Regions from separate parts of the Homo sapiens genome. Here region 2 is linked to region 1. Evidence: chromatin loops called from intact Hi-C (ENCODE). Cell type or tissue: GM12878. All regions are shown on one strand. Links, peaks and the distances in the headings refer to the core of each region. The heading gives the core; the rest is flanking DNA.

Region 1 (4,471 bases), core at 194-4,193:
AGTTCATTGCTCAGCTGGACTGAAAAAGCTGAACTGGAATAACTTTCAGTGAACATGGGCAGTGGGTAAACATTGGGAATTTGCAGACTTTCAAATGAGTCCTCTCTCGAGCACACATCCTCTAAGTTAGTAGCAACACCATTAACTCTTTGAAGACTAGGAAGGCACAGTCTTATTGTCTCTGTATCCTTAGTCCCCAGCACAGGGGTTCGTAGAAGAGGAATGACTGAATCTTCAGGTGTCTGTGGGCTGCCAGGAGGACACTTGGCCAAGAACTATGTCTCATCTTGCTTTCTGAGACCTCTTCCCCTCTTTTACACTTGTTCCTGTCTTTTGAATACCAGGAAGCCCAGGTTGCCTTCTGACCTTCAGAGGCCCTCACACCACCTATTCCGGGGGCTCCAGTACCATCTTTCCCTGTAAATGAGGCAGCACAGACTTTGAATTTAGGCAAACCTGGGTTCAAGTTTCAGCTTCACTGGTATCTTGCTACACTCATAACCGTAGACAATTTTACTTATTTTTGTTAAGTCTCAGTATCTTCATCTGCAAAATGTGGATAATAGTAACTATCTCATGGAATTGTCATGAGGGAGTTTCTTAAATGTAGTTATGTACAGAACTCTTTTAAAGGAACTCCTAAAATCTCAATGTTTATCCAAATGAGTTTTTCAATAATGCTACTTGGATACATGCAAATATAATGTTCTATAATATTTAGCTATAAATTCAATGTTTTTATACAACCTAAACAAAATTACAAACTAAATACAAATAAAACTATAACATTAATAAAATACAAATTAACAATTTTAATGTAACAGATAATGTTTTGCTGAAATTAAACGTTGCTGATGTTGAGTTTAATTGGGTGTTAAATGTTTTACTTGTCAACTTGAGTCTTGATTTTCATATGAGACATCATGATTGCCTTATTATTTGTCCTTTTAAACAATATATTTTTAACTACTAGTCCATTATTTTAATGGGTCAATTGATTTATAGTGTGTCCCCCACACAAACACACACAAATTTTAAATGTTCCTTACTACAAAAGTCTTTTCTTTTCTTTTTTTTTTTTTTTTTGAGACAGCATGCTGCTCTGTGGCCCAGTCTGGATTGCAGTGGTGCAATCATGGCTCACTGCACCCTCAAACTCCTTGGCTCAAGGGATCCTCCTGTCTTTACATATGTTTATTGTGGCACTATTCACAATAGCAAAGACTTGGAACCAACCCAAATGTCCAACAAAGATAGACTGGATTAAGAAAGTGTGGCACATATACACCATAGAATACTATGCAGCCATAAAAAAGGATGAGTTCATGTCCTTTGTATGGACATGGATGAAGCTGGAAACCATCATTCTGACCAAACTATCACAAAGGCAGAAAACCAAACACTGCATGTTCTCACTCATAGGTGGGAATTGAACAATGAGAACACCTGGACACAGGGTGGGGAACATCACACACTGGGGCCTGTCGTGGGGTGGGGGGAGGGGGGAGGGATAGCATTAGGAGATCTATCTAATGTAAATGAAAGTTAATGTGTGCAGCACACCAACATGACACATGTATACACATGTAACAGACCTGCATGTTGTGCACATGTCCCCTAGAACTTAAAGTATAAAAAAATAAAAAATAAAAAGGTGAAGGAGAGGAAGCAGGAGGAAACCGCCAAGCAGACGCTGAGGCCAAACTTGCTGCCAGGCGGGACTTTCCTCCAGAAATACCCATGGAAGGACCCCTGGTATGGAGCAACCCCCTCCAGGAAGTTAAGCCCCAGTATTCCCCAACTGAACCAGAATTGGGGACTTTCACAAGGACATAGTTTTCTCCCCTCAGGGTGGCTAACAACAGAGGAAGGAAGGGTGGTCATACCTGAAGCCAGCCAGTGAAAATACTTAAAACTCTCCACCAAACTTTTCATGTGGGTATTGAAAGTACCCATAAGATGGCCACATCCCTATTTATGGGGTCAAACCTCTCAAAACCATCCGGCAAGTAATGAAAGCCTGTGAAGTGTGCCAGAAGTATAACCCCTTAGCCCATCATAAGGCCTCTCCAGGCAGACAAAGAACAGGACATTATCCTGGAGAGGACTGGCAGTTAGATTTTACCCATATGCCAAAGTCAGGAGGATTTCAGTACTTACTGGTCTGTGTTGATACCTTTACAAATTGGGTGGAAGCCTTCCCTTGTAGAACAGAAAAGACCCAAGAGGTGGTTAAAGTCTTAGTTCATGAAATAATTCCTAGATTTGGACTTCCCCAAAGCTTACAGAGTGACAATGGACCAGCTTTTTTTTTTTTTTTTTTTGAGACGGAGTCTCGCTCTGTCGCCCAGGCCGGATTGCGGACTGCAGTGGCGCAATCTCGGCTCACTGCAAGCTCCGCTTCCCGGGTTCACGCCATTCTCCTGCCTCAGCCTCCCGAGTAGCTGGGACTACAGGCGCCCGCCACCACGCCCGGCTAATTTTTTGTATTTTTAGTAGAGACGGGGTTTCACCTTGTTAGCCAGGATGGTCTCGATCTCCTGACCTCATGATCCACCCGCCTCGGCCTCCCAAAGTGCTGGGATTACAGGCGTGAGCCACCGCGCCCGGCCTGGACCAGCTTTTAAAGCTACAATAACTCAAGGAATTTCCAAGGCACTAGGAATACAATATCACATTCACTGTGCTTGAAGGCCACAATCCTCAGGAAAAGTCAAAAAGGCTAATGAAACACTTAAGAGGCATTTGAGAAAGCTAACACAAGAAACTCATCTCCCATGGCCCACTTTCTTGCCCATGGCCTTATTAAGAATTCGAAACTCCCCTCACAGAATGGGGCCCAGTCCATATGAAATGCTATATGGATGGCCTTTTCTCACAAATGACCTCCTGCTTGATCAGGAAATGGCCAATTTAGTCAAAGATATAACTTCTCTGGCAAAATATCAACAGAATCTTAAAACTTTACTTGAAAAGTGTGACAGGGAAAAAGGAATAGAGTTGTTTCAATCAGATCTAGTATTGGCCAAGTCTCTCCTGTCTACGTCTCCATCTATGGATCCTTATGGGAAGGACCATACTCAGTAATCCTCTCTACCCCCACTGCAGTTAAAGTAGTAGGAGTGGAATCCTGGATTCACCACACCTGAGTCAAACCTTGGACACCTCCTGAGGAACTTGTAGGATCATCACCTCAGGAGTCACGAAGTCAGCCAGACCAGCCTCGATACACCTGTCAGCCACCAGAGGATCTGCATCTCATATTTCGGAAAGAAAAACCTCTGAGCAGAAAAACTCCTGCAGTTAATCCTGAAAAGGAACTTTTTTCTACCTAAAGGAGGATAAGTAGAAAACCTACTGATCTTTGACATCTCCCCTTGCTCTCTTTAATGGAATCCTTCTACTGCTTCATTACATTATTAAGCAGTACAGTAACTACACTTTTTGCAGTAGGATTATATACTGTAGCTCCAGCCGAGACAAAAATCTTAATCACATCAGGTTATCACATCAACCCTTCTTCTATCGTCCTTCCTTCTAACAGCAATTTACTCCTTTTTCCCTCCTCTTTCCTACGACCATTCCACCTACAACACGTCTTGACTCCTTTTACGTTTCCTGCCATCCTCTTCGTACTTATGTCCCTTTCTCCAACTGCAACACACCCCCCATGTCAGTGTGCCTCCCTTGGGGGAGTCAACCAGCATTCCCTCAGAAACTCTTGGGGATTAGGTAGCCCCTTCCAAGCACCCACATCTTTTGCCGTGTATACTTACATGAGAACAAAATGTTGTAAAACTGCTTCTCTCTGTTCTCACAATGGCCGTACATATCGCCAAGGAAAAATGATCTGATCTGACTGCCCTGAGAAATGGGGGGCCAATGCTTGTTGGACATATTATACCCATATAGGTATGTCTGACTGAGGGGGCCTCCAAGATGAGGCTAAAGAATGGCATATCCAACAAGATATTTGTGGGGAAAAGAAAGAGAGATCATACTGTTACTGTGTCTATGTAGAAAGAAGTAGACATAAGAGACTCCATTTTGTTCTGTACTAAGAAAAATTCTTCTGCTTTGAGATGCTGTTAATCTGTAACCTTACCTTTAACTTTGTGCTCGCAGAGACATGTGCTGTGTTGACTTAAGGTTCAATAGATTTAAGGCCATGCAGGATGTGCTTTGTTAAACAAATGCTTGAAGGCAGTATGCTTGTTAAAAGTCATCACCACTCTTTAATCTCGAGTACTTAAGGACACAATACACTGCGGAAGGCCACAGGGACCTCTGCCTAGGAAAGCTAGGTATTGTCTAAGGTTTCTTCTCATGTGATAGTCTGAGATATGGCCTCATAGGAAGGGAAAGACCTGACCATCCCCCAGCCTGACACCTGTAAAAGGTCTGTGCTGAGGAGGATTAGTAAAGGAGGAAAGCCTCTTTGCAGTTGAGATAAGAGGAAGGCATCTGTCTC
Region 2 (4,471 bases), core at 204-4,203, 49 kb after region 1:
CAAGATGATGGCTGGGTTCTGGTGAGGGGCCTTCTCTGGGTTGCAGACTGCTGACTTTTCATTGTATCCTTAGATGTCACAAAGAGGATGAGAGAACTCTCTAGGGGTCCCTTTTAAGGGCACTAATCCCACTCATGAGGGCTCCAGCCCCATGACCTCATGACCTAATCACCTCCCAAAGACCCCATCACATTGGGGGTTAGGATTTCAACATACACATTTGCGGTGGAGGGGGACAAACATACAGTCCATTGCAGGCTTATAGCACTTGGAGTCAGGAGGACAGGAATTAAGTCCCAGGGTCCAGGCTTGAAGTTCTGTTGCCCACAGATCCAAAACTGCTCTGTGAAAGGCACAGACCCCATATCTTCAGATCTAGATGACCGAAGGGCATCTCAGTTCTACTCTCCTCCAAACCCTGTTCTTCTTTGACAAGTTTTTATTCTTCTTCCCCCATCCCCAGAAATTCCACAAAGGAAAGAAAGTAAGGTACTATTTATTTCTCTCTAGCCTTTAATCTATTGCATTTACTCCGTATTGGTTTCTTTGTTGATGTTTTTGTACATAAGCAGTGTATTTTTTTACCCCAGAAGCCACAGACAAAAGGAAATAAATGAATTATTGAGCACCTATTATTTGCTGCCAGATTCTTGGGCAAGGTGTGTGGCATATATTATCACAGTCTCATATAATAAACACTAGGCCAGGTGTGGTGGCTCATACCTGTAATCCCAGCACTTTGGAAGGTCGAGGCAGGTGGATCACTTGAGATCAGGAGTTTGAGACCAGCCTGGCTAACACAGCGAAACCCCCATCTCTACCAAAATACAAAAATTAGCTGGGTGTGGTGGTGGGCACCTGTAGTCCCAGCTACTCAGGAGGCTGAGGTGGGAGAAATGCTTGAACCCAGGAGGCGGAGGTTGCAGTGAGCTGAGATCATGCCACTGCACTCTAGCCTGGGTGACAGAGTGAAACTCTGTCTCAAAAATAAATAAATGAGTAAATAAATAAATAAACACTGCAGAACTTTCTGGAGATATTTATAGTTACAAAACCTTACACTACTAAATAAATATGAATATCATTTAAAATGTGCCATTATGGAGAAGATCTGTCTCATTTTTTTAACCAAGTCATTAAAAACTGATAACTTAATGCTTTTGAAACTAGTTAGCACCCAAGGAACAATATTAAACCCACACAGGTATACTTTTCATACAACCCTCATCTCATTTTCATCTCCACTGTCTGCAAATGGCAGAACCAGCTCCATCTTCTTCAATGACTTAAAAACCTACCTTAGTTTTAGTGCATTACCTTCCAACCCTCTGCCCTCCCAGTTATTTAATCTCTCCAATTCCTAAGACCTTCACCTCCACCTAATTTCAGACTCCTTGAAGCCTTGTCACCTCTGAGCCTCTGAATCAGCTAGACCTGTTTACCTGTAAGACCTCAGGCTCAGAAGTATCTTTGGTATCCCATCTTTTCCTCCATTTGGGTCACACCAGCCCAGCTCTCTTTCTCCCTTCACTGTGAAGTATCCAGAAAAGGCAGTCTTCAAGTTGACTTCCACTTCTCATTTCTTCAATCCACTGTGCTATTTCTGCTCTTACAGAGGTCTCTAGCAATAGACAGTGCTAAAGTCAGGACAGCAATCCAGGCCCTGCCTCACGCAGCACATTGCAGAGAAACTGGGGCCAGAGTGAAGGGCTCAACCCAATAAGATCCCCTCATACTTCAACCATCTGACACCTCTGATTCATAGGATGCTGTCACTCATTCCCTCTTTCTTATACAATTATATCCTCATTTAATTGCCACAATTTCATACCAGCTTGATTCTCTTTCCAACTTCTCTGGCTCCTATTTCTCAGCTCTCTTCAAAGACATTTCTTCTTCTGACACACCTTCAACGCAGGCCTGTCCCTGCTTTCTTCTCTTTATTTATTTATTTATATGTATTTTTTGAGACACAGTGTCACTCTGTTGCCCAGGCTGGAATGCAGTGGTGTGATCATGGCTTATTGCAGCCTCGACCTCCTGGGCTCAGGTGATCCTCCCACCTCAGCCTCCCGAGTAGCTAGGACCACAGGCATGCACCACCCTGCCTGGCTAATTTTTTGTAGACAGCGGGGAGTCTCCTTATGTTTCACAGGCTGGTCTTGAACTCCTGGCTCAAGTGATCCTCCTACCTCAGGCTCCCAAAGTGCTGGGATTACAGGTGTGAGCCACCATGCCCAATTCTTCTCTTTTTCTCATCAACATTCTCCTGTGGAGATCATACCTACTTCTATAACTCCCCATAAGTGTGTGGCTCTTAAAGAAACAGCTACGCTTGACTTTTCTCTTTACCTCAACCTCAGCATTTTCAGTTGCTTGTGGGCAGGAGTAGCCTACCAGTATTTTACATTCAGCGTCTCCAAAACAAGACTCTTACATTTTAAATCCACTTCTCTTTCTGTGTTCTCAATTTCAACCACAGTTGTCTTTAACTTCTCCCTCTTCCTCATCCCCTCCCCCTCCTCTGAGTTGCCAAGACCTATCAGTTCCACTTGTCAATCCATCCCTCCCTTCACATTCCCAATGATACTGTCAGAGTTCAGGCCCCTACTTTGTTTCCTCTCCCTTAATTATGGCAATACCCTATTGGTCCGCTGCTTCCTACCACCGGAGTACCATGATCCTTAACCACGTACCTTCTCCAAAACCCTCCCTCAATTTTTTTTTCAGTAGTTCCCCATTGGTTAAAAAATAAACTCCAAGCTGTTTTAGCCTGGCTTTCAATGTCCCTAGAGCTGCCTCAGCCATTGTATGCAGTCTCCTATTACTCAGCCTCTCTGCGCTCTCCAAACAGTTCCTGTCTTTGCAGCAACTTTGTTCCTCTTATTCCCTCTGCCTGGAGTTCTCGTTCCATTCTTACCTACTAAACACTGCATCCACCAAAGCCTTTCCTTCTTGCTCCCTTCTCACTTGAGGCTGGACCAAATCCCTCTTTTCTTTGGTTCCTCATAGCATATCTTCCATTTTGGATATCAGTTATACCATTTATACCTTTTTCCTCATATTGAGGTAAAACCGGTCTATTTCCCTACCAGCTTGTAAAGAGTCTTCAAGTTCCATTCCATAAAAAACTTATAAAGCTTTTGGTGATTTTTTGTGCTGTTTTGTTTTAACTGGGCGTGGTAACAGCAAGAAAAAAAAAAGTAGGCCGCAGCCCCAGGGCTGGATCATTCTAGTGGGAAGAGGGAAATACAGGAACAGAAAGCACCGTGCTGTGTGGCAGGAAGTGGGCATGTCTTATTACATTTGCTTCCCTCAGCTCGGACTTTGCACAGGTCGGATGCATGATATTTTCCAGCTGGAAGAGTCTAAAAGATAATGTGACACTCTTCATGTGTTCTAGCATAGAAAACTGAGAACACAACAGTTAGGGACTTGCTCAAAGTCACCAAGTCAGTGAGTGGCAAGAGCTGGATCCAGCCCCAGGGCCAGGGCACGCTCTGCCACATCCCAACGCAGCTCCTGCTTTGCACGCTCGGGGTGGGGTGGGGTGGGATGGGGTGTCGCAGCAATTACTCAGGTTGCCAACCACAGGGAGTATTCTAAAAGCAATCAAGTGTGATCAAGGGATATGTCTGGGCTGAGTGGGAAAAATAAAAAAAGGGAAGATGTTGAAGGACATGAAAATCTTTCTCCTTTTATGAATGCTTCATTGCCATAAAACTCCCCTCCATTCTTGCTTCCACAAAATTCACTGGAAATTTATTTTGTTCCTTTTGAAAGTCAAATTGTTCTAGGGTTAATGAAGTGATCATTCGCCGGAAAAGAGGTCAAACCTTTTTAAAGGTCTCATTCCCGGATTGGTGCTCCTCCTGTAAGTCATGGGGAAGGTCTCAGAAAAACTGCAAGATTTCTTCTTTTAAAAAGTTATATGATTGCGGAAGGAGTTCATTTAATTATTACTATTTTTTTAAATAGTAGTCTTACTCTGTTGCCCAGGCTGGAGTGCAGGCAGAGGCACGATCATGGCTTACGGCAGCCTCAAACACCTGGGTGCAAGGAAACCTCCAACCTCGCCCTCCTGAGCAGTTGGGACTACAGAGGCGTGCCACCAAGCCCGGATACATTTTTTTAATTTTTGTAGGTACAAGGTTTCTATATGTTGCCAAGGGCTGGTCTCATGCTCTTGGCCTCAAGTAATCCTCCTACCTTGGCCTCCCAAAGCGCTGGGACTACACGCATGATCCACCACACCCAGCTGAGAGATGGTTTTATTTTTATTTTTCCAAAAGGTTTCTCAAAATCATTGCCTCATTCTCAACAGGGCTTTAAATAAAACCACGTTAAGGTTTCCAGTACCTGGGCTGGTCTCAAACTCCTGAGCTCAAGCGATCCATCTACCTTTGCCTCCCAATGTGCTGGGATTACAGGGTGAGCCACTGCACCCAGCCAATTCTATGTTTTAACATGG

What was found. Peaks named below come from ENCODE experiments on the same cell type or tissue, not always from the same donor. Only the 100,000 strongest peaks of a DNase experiment are listed, where the experiment ranks them.
Region 2: a loop joins it to region 1, with 2.0 times the contacts of the local background. A loop is called at or near these places in 1 of 110 quality-filtered maps.

What each region holds. Positions count from the first base shown.
Region 1 is chr12:107,826,925-107,831,395 of GRCh38, reverse strand. No RefSeq gene overlaps it. Among named protein-coding and RNA genes, the nearest start is that of ASCL4, 54 kb to the right of the region's middle. In GM12878, for the core only: no CTCF peak of the experiment used is centred there; a DNase peak (open chromatin) is centred at 1,915.
Region 2 is chr12:107,777,629-107,782,099 of GRCh38, reverse strand. No RefSeq gene overlaps it. Among named protein-coding and RNA genes, the nearest start is that of ASCL4, 5.2 kb to the right of the region's middle. In GM12878, for the core only: no CTCF peak of the experiment used is centred there; a DNase peak (open chromatin) is centred at 2,459.